Regions from separate parts of the Homo sapiens genome. Here region 1 is linked to region 2. The links are chromatin contacts, found by Hi-C or POLR2A ChIA-PET in ENCODE. All regions are on one chromosome and are shown on one strand. The core of a region is the stretch at or near the end of the contact, and the rest is flanking DNA. Distances in the headings are between cores, read along the strand shown.

Region 1 (4,133 bases), core at 1,047-3,546, 66 kb after region 2:
CCCTGCTAGAAACTGAAGGTGCCATTTCTAGTCACAGGCCACTGGCTAGACTACATCACATGACCTTGCCTGTCAGGAACTAGCATTGCAGACTTACCAGCATGACCGAGAAGGAAATGAGAGCATATGTAGGGAAGCACGCATTGTCTCTACCAAAATGAAAATGGAAGTTTAAAAATGCAAGTACTCATGGGAAAGGTAACACACTGCACATCTTAGCCACTGTCTTCCCTGACTGCAATGGCAGAGGGTAGAAGGGGAGGGAAGAGGTGCGCATATATGGAGGCGCATGTAGATTCTTTACAATTTGTCTCAGGTGAGGAAGGGTTAATGTGTGTGCTCAGATGTGCCAGTGAGTAAAGAAAAGAGTATGTTTTCAAGCTTCGCACCAAATGTGAAAGTCACTTGTTTCTTTTTTCCCTTTTAATTCTAAATCTGAGAAAAAGCAGTGCTCCGCTTTGAATTTCAAATGTCTTCAACATTGAAGTCTGTTAATCAGGCTATTTTCTTATCAGCTCTGAGTCTCAAATGCTGCATCTATAAGAAGAGAAGTCCTTTCCAGTTCTAAGAGCAGTGACTGTGTGTGGCTTCAGGAATGATAATTACACATTCCAAAATGCATCCTGGATTAATTTCTTAATTCACATCTACCAGAGATGTGAGTACCCAATGCTTAAAGAACTATGGTTCCATGACTAACAAGAAGTGATTCACTGAGCCCAACAAGCAATCTAATCTAATTGCCTCTAAGTGTTGTTTAGTAGGGGTAACTTTGGCTATTTTAATGAAATGTGAATTTTTAGAAATTATAGACAACAAAACAAATGTGTGTTCAGCAATTCCTGCCTACAGGAGTTCACACTCACTTAAGGAAGGCAAGGCACGTGCAGTTGAAACAACTAGCGAAAAAACAATTCTAAATAAACTAGCGTTGTATACCGATATAATTAAGTGCTAAAGTGTGCAGTTCAATCAGATAATATAAGATTTGGAAAAGAAAGGTGATAAAGTATGCCCCCAGACAAAATGGACTCCCTGTGGCTAACTGAGGAGCTCAAAGTTAAAACAGAACTAGGTGTCCATAGCTGGGTGACAGAATGGTCACATGTTCTGCGCTCTCAGAAAGATGTTGTAAAAGTATCAAAGGACCTCCCATTCTACAATCAAGCTGAACCAGCTCCTGTTCTGTTGTTGGGCTACAAGATAAACTGCTGCAAAAAGCACAGCACCTGCCCACACCTCCCAGTGCCGCAAGCCCCAGGCCCCATTGGCCATTTGAAAGAAACATCTGACAGGGACTGCTGGTTTGGGGCTTGGGAAGCAACCAGAGATCACCTCCCCTAGCCAATTAAGGCTCAGCTGTTTGGGCCAATCAGAACTCAGCTCTGTCAGCCAGTCAAAACCAAACAAGACTCAACCCTTTGTTTGCATAAATAGACCTGGTTGGGAACCTGGGTGGGGACTTTTCCTATAAAACCCCAGGCATGCCATCCCTTCATTCTCTGGAATGGACCTTCATTTTACACAGCGGCCTGCATGTCTGCCTGATTTGCAAACAGTTCTCTGGAATAAAATCTCTTTCCTCCAGATTCTTTTTCAGAGAGCTTTTGTTCACAAAGGGGATAAAAAGATTAAGCTAAGATGAAAATCAGAAAAAAAAAAATAGAATCACTGCAATAATAAGGCTCATTATTTCCAAGATTTTTATGTATCCTGGTCTGAGTATGTCCGTCCTTAAAGCATATGAACTGAAAAGAATAGGAATTGGATTTATGGGTTTTGATCCATTTAAAATATCAGTATTACAAAGTTTTCTAGTGAAGTTAAACGAATGCCCGCAAGTAATTTTTTTACAGAAACCCAGTTGAGAAGGGCTGCAAGAATTAAGAGTATTTTGAAAATATACCAGAGTAAGCAAAAATTGCAACATATGATGGTTAAAAAAAAAAGCTCAGTAGTATATCATATTAAAGATTTATATATTAAATATAACAGAATTTAGAAATTATTTATGTGTATGGGACACTGTTTTTATCATTTTTTCACGTAGAGTTGTCACCATCATTCATTGTGAAGAACAGTATATTTAATATTCATAGGAACATAGTATAAACATTCTTCTATGTAATATTAAATTCACAACAAATGGAGTATTTCTTGGGTTACATGGGAAAAAAAATAGCAGAATCTTGCTGAGCCTCCCCAGACAGATTCTATCACCAGGACAGCTCTTTAAGTTCCCAGATGCGGGTGCCTCCCTTCCTTGGCAGAATGCCTGGTGGACTTGGCAGCTGCCTTCTCAGCCCTTATCACAGCTGAGGCTTCCTGGGGAGTCACGCTTCTCCTCTTCCACCCACTGTGGGCGTGGGGTGCCACCCCACGGCTTCTCCTGGTAGCTCTGATGCTGCCACTGCAGTGACCCTGGCACCATCTGGTCCCTGGATGTACTTGCTGACACTGCCATCATCATCACCTGCACCTCTGCCCCAAGACAAGGTTGAGGATATTTTTCCCAGACCAGTTTCCCCAGTTGGGGATGTTTGTCCTAGGCCTAGATGCCATTCTAGAATCAGGAACTTAATCAAATCATAGATCTTCACTTGAAGAAAGCATAATGTCGATGGCCATGAACCAGCAATTTTTCTTCCTTTCTCTCATCTCCCTACTCCTTTTTAGGGCTATTCTGCCCAGCCTCATTTCCCCGTTCTGGATGGCAGATCCATCTTCTAGAAATAACTTTCAAGATGGAACTATAATCCAGGTCTTTGGTTGTAATCGAGGTCTTCTGGGAGTTCCGTTTTGGGATCCAGACTTATATCAAATCCTACATTTGCTTCTGGGGAAAGTTAAAATTTTGATATACAAGAGAATTAAAAAAATACTGTGCCATCAGAGATTAAAATGCTAATGGAAAGTAATTCAGGAGAGAAGAAAAATTGATTATGCTAATAAAAATAATATCAATTTGGTTGAAAATGCAAAATACAGTTTAGGTCCTCAGGGGCCATGGTAGAGAGTGTGGTAGGATTAATGAGAGAAGGAGTGGGGTAGTCCCTGCTTTGTGCGGGGTCTAGTCTTGAGGGGTTATTCTTGCTGTTCATGGTTGATGTGTGACGACACCTCCATACTTGTGTTGGAATCCTAGGGATTTCTGGGCATCGGCTCCCACTTCTAAAGACAGGGACTCTCCTGTGTCGGAGCTTTTGGGGTTCTGCTGAGAAAGGGGGAGGCTGAGTAGCACGAACTATCATGATTGATTAGTAACGTCTGCTACAAAAGTGGGAGGGTGGGGGACGGCTCATATGGCAAATATTTATCACCTTACCCCATAACATGCTTTCTGGCTGTATTGTCAGGCTGCTAGGAAATGCTTTCCACTCGGAACTGAGACCTAAAACTGGAAACTAGGCTGCAGGACCACCTGGGTACGTGTGAATTACAGAGGTTCATGCATTTCCAAATGGGGGTGTCATTTTAGAACTGGGGCGTAAGATGATGAGCAACAGAAAAGACAACGCCGAGCCCCCGGGTATGAGCTCAGAACTCTTTACATGTTTGATGCTCCAAATGGTCTAGGGCAGGGGGGCTTCAGAGCCTTGGCAGCAGAACGTGGTCGCGTAGATGTTTATCTGATTTTCTGTTGCGCTGCTGCTCAACCGCCACTACGGAAGTGCACACTGCCACCTTATGGACGTCTTGAGAAGTTACACTTACACGTTATTAATTATATTAAATAAAATTCAAATGTAATAAATAATGTCAGGGGTAGTTTTTATAAACATTTGCAATGAAAATTCATATGAGGACTTCAGACAGAATATATTCAAATGAAGAGTTGATTTCGATTTCACTGATGAAATTAAATAACAGGATTAAGATGAAATTCTCAGCTATTTTAGCATTTTAGTGTTTTTCTGCTACTGAGTTGTGGGAATTCCTTATATGTTTCGGCTTGTCATAAATATGGTTGACAAATATTTTATCTGATTTTATACGTTTTTTCACTCTATTGATTATTTCCTTGGTTGTACAGAAACTTTTTAATTTTATGTAGTCCCACTTGTCTATTTTTTACTTTTGTTGACTGTGCTTTTGGTGTTGTATTCAAGAAATCACTGCCAAGATCATTATCA
Region 2 (4,253 bases), core at 38-2,537:
TTGCAGGGACATAGATGAAGCCAGAAGCCATCTTGTTCAGCAAACCAGCACAGGAACAGAAAACCAAACACTACATGTTCTCACTCATAAGTGGGAGTTGAACAATGAGAACACATGGACACAGGGAGGGGAACATCACATATGGGGACCTGTAGGGGGAGGAGGAGAGGGAGATCATCAGGACAAATAGCTAATGCATTTGGGGCTTAAAGCCTAGATGACGGGTTGATAGTTGCAGCAAACCACCATGGCACATGTATACCCATGTAACAAACCTGCATGTTCTGCACATGTATCCAGAAACTTAAAGTAAAATAAAAATTAAAAACAACAATAATAATATGATTGTAAAGATAGATCACGTTTAAAGAGGGCAGCTCACTGTGGTGTACTGGTAATTTTTGAACAACTGGTTCCCTTCTCCCTAAAAAAAACCTCTGTGTGTGTGTGTATGTATGTGCGTGTGTGTGTATGTATGTGTATATGCATATATATTATATACACAATATTATTTATTATAAATTCCATACAGCCAGTTAGTTCCCACAGAATGCTTTTATTAATTTTTACCAAACTCTTATCTATAGCCAACCTTTGTTTGCAACTGATGAATAAGTTAGTTGACACATTTGTTTATCTCATGTAAGACAAAAGTCAAACAATGAAGACTCACGTCTCGGAAATTCACTGTTTTGTCCATGGTGTGAGCAAGTTCCCTGTTGAATTGTGTAATAGTGGTTGAATACTAGAAAACTGTATTTTTCATTTCAGTGCTGGTCAGTGTAATAACTACAGACACACAACACACTTCTAAGTTTAATCTGCTTTATCAACATTTTCTCTACCACTTCCATAAGTCTAGACAGTCAATAAAAAATAAATTGAGCCCTGATTTGTAGTATTTGCCAATTCCCACCAGGCCAATTTCAAGCTATCCGAGTGATGTCACCAAACACAGATTTGGGAAGAAATGTGCAGTGACACAGCATTATGTAGAACTCGCAACTTGCAACTAAGACATAAGTAACTTCAAAAGTATAAATAAATAAAACACAGTAATTGATAAGTTCTAGTAAGTGATGAGTTCTACACATTATTACTTGAATTTTTAATAATGGCTAGTTGGTAGAGAATGTAAATCAGTTTAGTTTCTACAGCAGTGACATCAGATTCCAATGAAGGGGTGAGAAAAGAAAGTGAAAAACAGAAGAAAGGGGAAAGAAATATTTGAGCATGTGATGTGGGCTAGGTACTTTCCTTACATGAGCTCCTTTAGAGTCCTTTCTCCAACTTTCGAATGAACAAAATGAGTCCCAGCAAAGCACCTCCTCCTTTGACCACAGGACGCTGCCTCAGAAGGAGAGCCACCAGTTCCTGTTGCTCCTGGCTGCTTTTCTTTGTGTTCCGTTTCCTCTATTTAACTCAAATTACTGAGAAGTAGTCTGCTTATGTTTTAGTTATAAGCCTCTGATGGAAAGCTGGGGCAGCCACCCACTAGGGAAGATAGATGGCCAGACCCTCTCTCTTCATCTCTCTGGCAGCCAGAACTTAGGTGACCCAGCAGGGCCTAATCAGACATACATGCCCAGCACTTGAACATGGGAGCCGTGGATGGTGGAGAATTTATTCCGACTAGTGTGACCAACTGTCCTGCTTTGCTGAAGACAGAGGGGGTTCTCAGGAGCCCAGACTATCAGTTTAAAACCAGCAAAGAGTTTTGAGCATACCAGCGCAAGTGGGTCACCTGCTGCTGGAGTCTGGGGGTGGCAGTTTCAGCCTCAGTGTGCAGGGTCAACAGTGACTGCAGGGGAATCTGCAGCATCTGCAGTGCGGCGTTGACCACCCTAAGATCAAGTTCTGAGTCTTGATTTGGGCTGTGGTTCTGGCTGCCCTCCGTTCATGCCTATTTTCAGAAACTAGTTCTGCATCTTCCCAATTATTCTGTGAACCAACTAATAACCTTGCAAAACCTCCTTTTCTGTTTAATGTCAGCCAAGGCAAAGTTTCTGCTGCTTGCAGGGAATAGCCCTGGACTGACACCATGCTTCTCTCAGCTTTCCTTACTGTTGTTCCATCTCCCAGCAATGGCTGGCTCTGGAGTTCATTGTTCTGTGCTCCGCATAGGTGAAGTCTCCAGGGAAAAGTGCTTCTTTCTAAGGCACTGTCAGACTTACGGAAGTGATTTATTTAATAGATAAACCAGCACTGATGACTTCTAACCAGTTAAAGCTGATTGTTTTTTCCAGTCAGGAATTCTGGTAAAACCATATACCTCTATCCATAGTGTTAGTCCCTAATTGCCAGGCATGGGCTGTAGAGTTTAAGTGGGACTAGAGACCAACACACGTACGATAAACAATAGAGGTAGGAAATATACCTCAAATTTCCTGGCTATTGATTGATTCATAAAACTATTTTATAATGATCCAAAGGATTAAGCAACAAATAAAGTCATTAAAATAGTGTACTTAAAAGTTGCACTTTGCAAAATGGGTATGTTATCTAGGTACTCGTACACTATTTTTGTACTGCTGGTCCTGTACCAGAAACATTTTTTTTTCCATTGTTACTTGCTTTTTAAACTTTGCTTAGCCACTTAAAGAAAATCTGCTTGCACAATTTGCCTCAAATCCACTCCCATTGTGAGCTGATTTTTTAATTTTTCCAATTAAAAAAATCACAATTTATGCCCCCTCCCCCCCAAAACTCCTTAAATCATAGTGAGACAAACCTTCCATGAGGCCAGACTATGCCCTTCTCATTCAATAGGGTTAGTATTCAGGACCAAAAGAGCTAACCATCTAAGTTTAAATACAATAGAAATATAATGCCAGCCATGTGAGAAAATTTAAATTCCCTAGTAACTACATTTTTTAAAAAGTAAAAAGAAATAGGTGAAATTCGTATATCATTTTGTTTAACATAATATGTTAAAAATATAATCGCTTCAACTTGTAATCCATATAAGGATATTAACAATATATCTTACATTTCTTTTCTTTAATAGTGAGACTTCAAAATTCAGTGTGTAGTTTACCTTCAAGCACATCTCAACTAGGACGACCACATTTCAAGGGTTCAGCCCCATTTGACTTGGGGCTGCTGCCTTAAGCAGTGCAGGTCCAAGATATAAGCCCAAGCAAGACAAGGGTTGTCTCCGCATCCTCCTTCATGTGAGATGTGGCAAGGCTTGAAACCTCTCTAGCTCTGATGCCTTACAGTAAGATTAGTGGCTGTGTTAGATTATTGATGTTTCATTTGAACACTGACAATTTTATGATCCTATGCTTTCTCTCAGCAACTAGTCTTCTGGATTTTTTCATTTATCATCCAGCCATCAGGACTTTTACCTAAATTCTAGATACAATGGCTGATTGTTCTGCAATAACATTTTTTATTGTTCCTAAAAAAGCTTGTTTTGAATATTCAAACATAAGTTGTTTGATATTGAGATTTTTTAAAATGTACCTTGCCAAAGAAAAGGGAATGCAGGAATACAGAAGCCAACTAAGATACTCTTACTGCTAGTATTTATTCTCTTGCCACAGCTTTAAAAGTGCAAACCAGATAATAAAATTATGAAACATAAATGGAACCAAGCAAGAAGTCTGTTTGTTTGTTTGTATTTTTAGTAAAGATGGGGTTTTGACATGTGGCCAGGCTAGTCTTGGACTCCTGGCCTCAAGTGATCCGCCCTCCTCGGCCTCCCAAAGTGTTCGGATTACACGCATGAACCACTGTGCCTGGCCTATATGTTTTTAAGTTACATTATTCACAGAAATCGTTAGGCATGAATGTCCTTGTGGGCATATAGAAAAACATGATTTCATGTCATTTCAAAAACAGAACCCAGACTACTTTTGTGCAGCATTTCTTAAGACACTTTCCCTTGAAGAAGGAAATATGTTAGAGGTGCGATATCTTAAGATAAGCCTTGAGAAAAATAAAATGAAAAGAAGTAGGAAGAAGGAATTTATGTTTTTTTTTTAAAAAGTGAGGAAACATTCAAGTTATGAAATATTGCTAAGTGCATCACAACAAGGGTTGCAATGACACAGAGAAGATCTGCAGAATCCTGCACAGGAGGCTGTGTGCTGGGAATGTACACTGTTTTACTGTTTTTCAGAGGAGGATGAATGGAAGGAGGACTTACAGTCTTCTCAGTTGTATTTGGAGCTTAGTTCTTTGACCATGACTTTACTGCCATAATTTGATAATGGGCAGACCATAAAGAATCCATGCAGTAAACTCTG

The links. A loop is a pair of places that touch in the nucleus more often than their neighbours do. ChIA-PET counts read pairs that join two places held with the same protein, here RNA polymerase II (POLR2A). Pooled maps may share reads with other maps.
Region 1: a loop to region 2 is called in a map of GM12878, with 5 times the contacts of the local background. The contact joins two enhancer-like sites. A Hi-C loop is called at or near these places in 1 of 168 maps with a recorded cell type or tissue (GM12878), 14 of 37 single-sample maps with no recorded cell type and 4 of 50 pooled maps. POLR2A ChIA-PET finds 5 or more read pairs at or near these places in 1 of 52 experiments (activated T-cell).

The regions. Positions count from the first base shown.
Region 1 is chr7:37,830,060-37,834,192 of GRCh38, forward strand. No RefSeq gene overlaps it. Among named protein-coding and RNA genes, the nearest start is that of NME8, 16 kb to the right of the region's middle. RefSeq lists an enhancer at 2,430-2,529. Within about 2 kb of position 2,297, at least 2 of the 41 ENCODE cell types and tissues checked have a DNase peak (open chromatin) inside an H3K27ac peak, as active enhancers do.
Region 2 is chr7:37,764,789-37,769,041 of GRCh38, forward strand. No RefSeq gene overlaps it. Among named protein-coding and RNA genes, the nearest start is that of NME8, 82 kb to the right of the region's middle. RefSeq lists an enhancer at 1,102-1,571. Within about 2 kb of position 1,288, at least 4 of the 41 ENCODE cell types and tissues checked have a DNase peak (open chromatin) inside an H3K27ac peak, as active enhancers do.